Regions from separate parts of the Mus musculus genome. Here region 2 is linked to region 1. Evidence: chromatin contacts called from ENCODE Hi-C or POLR2A ChIA-PET data. All regions are on one chromosome and are shown on one strand. Each heading gives the region's core, a stretch centred on a gene start or an enhancer-like site at or near the end of the contact. The rest is flanking DNA. Distances are from core to core; before and after follow the strand shown. Region 1 overlaps Bicc1 (BicC family RNA binding protein 1). Region 2 holds the start of Bicc1 (BicC family RNA binding protein 1).

Region 1 (3,021 bases), core at 258-2,757:
AGATGAAGTTGAAGATTCTCCTGGCAGCGATGGAGGGAAAGGAAGAGGGTTTTCTGACCAGCCAGAGAATCATGGAGGAGAGGCATGTGTGCAGCCGCCTACTTGAGTGCTGAGAACCAAGCCGGGCTGTCCTGGGGAAGAGTCGCTGTGCATGTTAGCTGTTTTGTGTTAGCTGTTTGTCTTGGACTTCGCACTCTCTTTCCTTTGCTCATGCCTCTGTCACCGGCCCCCACCTTCTATCCACGAAGGATTATCAGAAGAGGGGAACTAAGAACCATGAGTAAACCATCCCGTTTGTACAAATAACAGGCAAATGTCAGGCTCTCTGAGAATGGAAAAGGTCTCCCCACAGCCGCAGGCTGCTGGAGCCTTCACCTTGGATTGGAAGTGAAGAGTATTGAGGCTGCCTCGCCCACCCTAGCTCCACTACCTTCTGCATTCTCAGGGCAGACGTTGGCTGGGTGCCAATCAAGATGTTCCACCTCTCCGTTAGTTATACGTAAGAGTACTCGGTTTGGGCTCTGTTGTGTTGTTTGTTTTTGTTTTGTTTAGTTTTGTTTTTCCTTACTCCAAATAGTTCAGCTTAGGAAACCACTGTGAGTGAGCCTAGCAAAACTCCAGCAGACCTGCAGATTGTATGTTCATTAAAAATACATGATGATAAGAGATACAAACTCAGAACCTAGCCTTATGCTTTGCCCCCATCAGATACGTATGTATATGTATTAAACCCTGTCTACTAACGAACACCAACATATTAATACATGCTCATATACATAGCCTTTCCTTTGGCCTCCATCAGAAGTTTTAAAACTGTCTCATAAGCAGTGTGTGTGTGTGTGTGTGTGTGTGTGCGCATGTGTGTGCATTTCAAATTTCAAATTGAGTCACACATGCAGAATACAGTTCATACATCCAGTAACAGTCGCTTACAGATGGCGTGACTCAACATTGTCTGTACAGTTTCCTGGAAGTTCCTCAGTCTAGAATGTCAGTAACTCACTGTGCAGGGTTGTTTTCCTCTTGCTGTAATCCCCCTTCACCACCGGGAACTCGTATCCCAGTCGTAATATTGAAACATTTCAAACGCTCCAAGCTGGAGCGGGGATGGAATGTCAGGAATGTTTGAGGGGGAAATACTTATTTTTATGAGTACTCTTCAAAACTATAGCTTTGGGAATTGTAATATAAGATGCTTGCCCAATGAAGCACAGAGAGCTGTAAACAGGCAAACATGGCCGCCTAGCAGGAAGCAGGGGCGAGGCAGGTATTCCTTAGTTTTTTTTTTTTTTTTACTCAAGAGAGCTACAAGCACGTTTGCCAGTGAATTTGTTTTAAAAACAACACACGTGGTGTCCGGTTCTGATGCCAGGGGTAGGAGAAATTATCTTTGGCTAATGTTATCTTCTGTCTTGCTTCAAAGCAGTGACGTGCACACAAGTTGCATGAGGCCTGCATGTGTTTCTGCGCTTTAGCTGTTTTCTCTTGGGCTTGGCTTCTCCAGGCTGGCCGGCCCTTGTAGTGAACTCTTCAGTGTGATAGGCTGGAGGCCAGGACTGGAGCAGCCACAAGGACTGGAACCTGGTGTTAAGGTGATAGTCAAACAGACAGCCACCGACTCTCAATCCACCACTTTCTTGGAGTGGGCTTTTCCTTCTTATAACTAGCTGTTGCCTGTTTGGTTTGTATGTGTTTACCTTTCCTTTAACTCTCCAGCCACGAGATATTTGAGTCACCAGGGTTTGGAATTGGTGCCTAATTTGTGCAAACATCGTGAGGGAACTTAAAGGTTAGGGAAGTTGTGTGCAAATGGGAAATCTAAACCAGAACCGTGTGTTCCCCAGACCGGAACCCATTTTAACCTGGAGTCACAAAAGCCAAATGCTAATTTAGCATCGACACTGCCTAAGCAGAAACAAATGCATATCGGGCCTGGCTTCGAGGCTCTCACAGACGCCCTGGCCTTAGGTGAGACGTGAAATAGGGGCGTAGGCACCTGTGTTGGCGAACTGCTTCCTGATGCAGTTTCTGTTTGAGGCTTGCAGAAGGGCCTCTGCTTTCCTGGCCCCCTTTTGTTACAGACATGCGTGCTGTATTCCGTTTTCCAGTCTATTCCATGATCCAGAAAAGGACCCCCACCTCACTGCTCTGGGCATGAAATGTTCATTTAAAGGGGAAAGGGATTATTCAAGCAGCTTGGTCATCCTTTAGACTCAAAAGCCTAAGCTGGGGATCCTTTCTAACGACCTTGGGGACATGGCTTTCGTCAGTTCAAAGGCCTCATCCAATACGAGCAGAGCGGCTGGGCAGTCTTTGCAACCAACCTATATTTTCCTATCAGTATTTCATGTATTTATCTATCTTGCTGATTAAGAAAACCTGCATGGTGGGCCTGCAATATGGCGTAGTAGGTAAAAGTGCCTGTAGCCAAGCCTTATGATACGAGTTCGAACCCTGGCAACCCGTGTGGGAGAAAAAGAGAACCTTGCTCCTGTGACCTTCACACACACATGCTGTGGCACTAGTGATATGCACACACATATAAATGCCAAAAAATTTAAATAAATGAAAGAAAAAAATGAAAAGGAAAGAAAAGAAAACATCCAATGTTTTTCTGAGATAAAGAAGAATACAGATTTTTTTATTAACTGTGCATAGCAAACAGGGTGGAGGGCTCTCAATGCTAAGGGAGCCCTCTAGGGCCAGGCTCAGCTGAAGAACATGCCTTTCCTGAGAGAGGTGAAGATTAACCCTAACCATCACGTGTGTCGGTCACAGGAGCCATGCTGAAACACTTGGAGAATAATTACAGGCACCGCAACAGGGAGACAGTTTAAGATGTTTTTGTGTGTGCCACTCGGATCGGGAGACGTATTTGGACACAAAAATGTTGACATATAGGGAACATTTTTGTGGTCGATGGGGGAAAGAATTAGAAACAGATTGGATGTGAAGTTTGTCCCAGAAAACCTAGGGCAAATGGCTGCCAGAGAGCAGTTTGAATCTTGTTTCTTTTTGGAA
Region 2 (3,021 bases), core at 334-2,833, 40 kb before region 1:
CACAGCTGAGCTGGAGTTACAGGCAGTTGTGAGCCCTGCAAGGTGGGCTCTGGGAATGGAACTCTGGTCCCCAGGAAAAGCACCAAGAACTCTATAACGGCTGAACCATCTCTCCAGCTGGAGATATGTTAAAGTTCCGTTTTATTATCTATTTGTGTATGCGTGTGAGAGTGTTATTCCAAAGTGCTCTTGGTATGGCCAAAAAGGACAACTTGCCTGCATTGGGCCTCTCTTTCCACCATGTGAGGCCTGAGGGTCTAACTCAGGTTGTCTGGCTTGACAGCCAGTGTACTTATGTTCTGAGTCACGTCTCCAGCCCCCTGTAAGAGTTTTGATTCAAACACACACTGTATGATTATCTATGGGCCCCAGGTGAACCCTATGGCTCACCCCACTTGTAAACCTACTTCTTCCCTCGGTAGCACAGTGCTTTTCTACCATATTTAACACCATCATCCTCCTACGTAGAACAGATACTCTTGTGCGTTTGGTCATTTAATAAAAGGCAGTACGATTCTGTGTGGCGTGGGGGCGAGTGTTCCAAGCTCACAGCAGGACTTCATCCTCTGAGCTCTATGCTCCGCTTTGAGAGTGATGGTGCGTGGGCTGGCGGGCAGTCAGCATCAGAAGTTGCGAGGCTTTCATCTGTGGGCCGCCTAGAACAGAGAGGAGCTCCCAGCCTGTCTAGAGAATGAGCCAGCCATTTCTGTGATCTCAGACAGAGATAGATGCTTAAGGTGGCGAAAGTAGTGTCTTGTTGAATCAAGGCCTGAAATTAAAGTCAGAGAAGGGCACATCTGGCGAAGGTATCTTTGGATTGGACCGATTAGGTGCACACAAGTCAAGTCTACTCTGACATCTGCAAAAGTTGGTCATCAATCCCTCTTGTCCCCAGATCTCCTTTTATTACTCTCTATTCTCATTCAGGCTTGTGGGACAGACTCAGGGTGTTCTGAGGGTCTGTAAATAGGACTGGACTTGGGAGCATACCCTTTGAGCACTTTGGGGTGAACTTGATCTAAGTTTGGAGTATTCTGAGTATGGAGAGGGATGGAATTCGGGTATAGGGATAGAAAAGTGACAGTAAGGGATTCGGGTGTGGATAAGCAAGCTTGTACGCCTGGCAGGAGTGAGTTTTTGATGGAGTCTCCATCAAAGTTTGTGAGTTTTGATGGAGTCTCCATCAAAGTACAAAAAAGTGGCAGTAAGTGACGAGGGCGTCTGGCGGGGCACCCCAGGAGCGCTAGGCTCGAACTGGGTGAGGGGGTCCGAGAGCCCGAGGGTCCACGCGATGGGTCAGGCATTCCGGGCGGCGCCGCGCGGCGTGTGGACGTGGTGCGTGTGAGAGGGCGCGGGCTGGCCGCTCCCGCCCGCTGCTCCCCGTGGGCCTGGCCGGCCAATGAGCGCGCGAGGCGGCGGCGGGGCTGGCGGCGGCCGGAGGCGCGGGCGGCTCTGTGCGCTCGGAGCGGGCGCTGCGGGCGGGCGGGGGCCGGGGCGCAGGCGATCGGCGCGGCGGGGCGGGGGGCGGCGCCCGAGGCGGGGATGCGCAGGGCTTCCCGCGGCCACGGCGGCGGCGGGGGCACGAGCTAGCGCTGCGGCGCGCCGAGCCACATCGGCCGGGGCCGGGGCGGCGGCAGCCCGAGCGCCGCTCGCACCATGGCCTCGCAGAGCGAGCCGGGCTACCTGGCGGCGGCGCAGTCGGACCCCGGCTCCAACAGCGAGCGCAGCACCGACTCGCCGGTGGCCGGCTCCGAGGACGATCTGGTGGCCGCGGCGCCCCTCTTGCACAGCCCGGAGTGGAGCGAGGAGCGCTTCCGCGTGGACAGGAAGAAACTCGAGGCCATGCTCCAAGGTAGGCATGCCCCTGCTCCTAATCCTCTCCCAAGTCCGCCACAGGATCGTCTCTCAGTCCGCTCACGGGACACCCTCCCTCCCCCCCAACTTTGTCAGCTTGCTCGGATCCGAGGAGCTGGAGGCCCGAGTTTGTGCTGCAGCTCCGAAGTTGCTGTTAGGACCGCGGCGGTGCCAGCTGCAGCTGGGACATCTGGGCCGTGGCATCCTTACACTACGGGACCGCCCAGTGTGCGGGACTTTGCCCGGCTTCCCGCAGCCTGGAATCTCTGCCACCCCTGCCGCGTCTTTTCCCTCCCCTCCTTAGTATCCGCTTCCTCCAGCTAGGGCCTGCTCTCGTCGCCTGGAAAAGCGCTGCAGATGTCAAGGCTTCAGCTGGGAGCCCCCGCCCCCACGCCGGAGTCTTGAGCTGGAGCAAGTCACCCAGGCGTGGGGATCTGTGCCCTGGCAGTGCGAGGGTAGCATGTGTCAGGGTAGCATGTGTCAGGGCAGTCCTAAAAGACATCTTGAGTTACATTCAGTCCATAAACTTCTCCCTTGCAGCTGTGGGAGTCTGACTTGACTTTCATATTTTGGGTTTTTAATTTAAAAAAAATTTTTTTCAAATTCTTTATAGAGTTTCTGGGATTTTCCCAGGAAGAGAAACTTTCTCCACACTGGATCGGAAGCAAATGCTGATTTATTGCTTTAGGATTAGAGTGAGCAGTAACAGATCCAAGGTCATTTTGACCTTTAAAAATGTCCATTCGCAGCCTACCTGTGTGGCTCACCTCCCACATCCAAAGGCAGAGATGAGGTAGCTGGAATGTGCATTATTTTTAAGACTTGAGGAGATCTGGCCCCTGCTCCCAGGAAGGGAGAGAGGTGAGGATTCGGTAGCTCTCATCCTTCATCCCGGGAAGCTTGGAGGTCCACAGACTCGCTTTTATTGCTGTCTGCGTGACTTATTTTGACTTTATCTGTCAATGTATCGCAGTATGGGAGCAAGTTATTCCTCTCTGGAAATGCAGTGGCTTCTCGGAACAATTAAGAGGGTTATTTTAAGAGAGAACAACATGTTTTCCTAAACAATAACTTGGTGGAAATAAGTATCAGGAGTGCTTGGCAGGCGGTTCTGGAAGGGCCGAGAACTCCTCTCCTTTGTTGCTTATTTGTATTGATAAACATTCC

Evidence for each region. Hi-C counts contacts between places; a loop is a spot of excess contacts on that map. ChIA-PET counts read pairs that join two places held with the same protein, here RNA polymerase II (POLR2A).
Region 2: a loop to region 1 is called in a map of heart, with 2.1 times the contacts of the local background. The contact joins the promoter of Bicc1 here to the enhancer-like site in region 1. A Hi-C loop is called at or near these places in 2 of 37 maps with a recorded cell type or tissue (Patski and heart). POLR2A ChIA-PET finds 5 or more read pairs at or near these places in 2 of 5 experiments (Patski and embryonic stem cell).

The regions. Positions count from the first base shown.
Region 1 is chr10:71,117,702-71,120,722 of GRCm38, reverse strand. All of the region lies in intron 1 of Bicc1 (BicC family RNA binding protein 1), which reads left to right. Among named protein-coding and RNA genes, the nearest start is that of Bicc1, 40 kb to the left of the region's middle. Within about 2 kb of position 1,507, at least 2 of the 3 ENCODE cell types and tissues checked have a DNase peak (open chromatin) inside an H3K27ac peak, as active enhancers do; they include heart, where a contact is called at or near this core.
Region 2 is chr10:71,158,252-71,161,272 of GRCm38, reverse strand. Bicc1 (BicC family RNA binding protein 1) reads left to right here and starts at 1,583. Exons shown (of 21, transcript NM_031397.3): 1 at 1,583-1,852. The coding sequence starts at 1,657.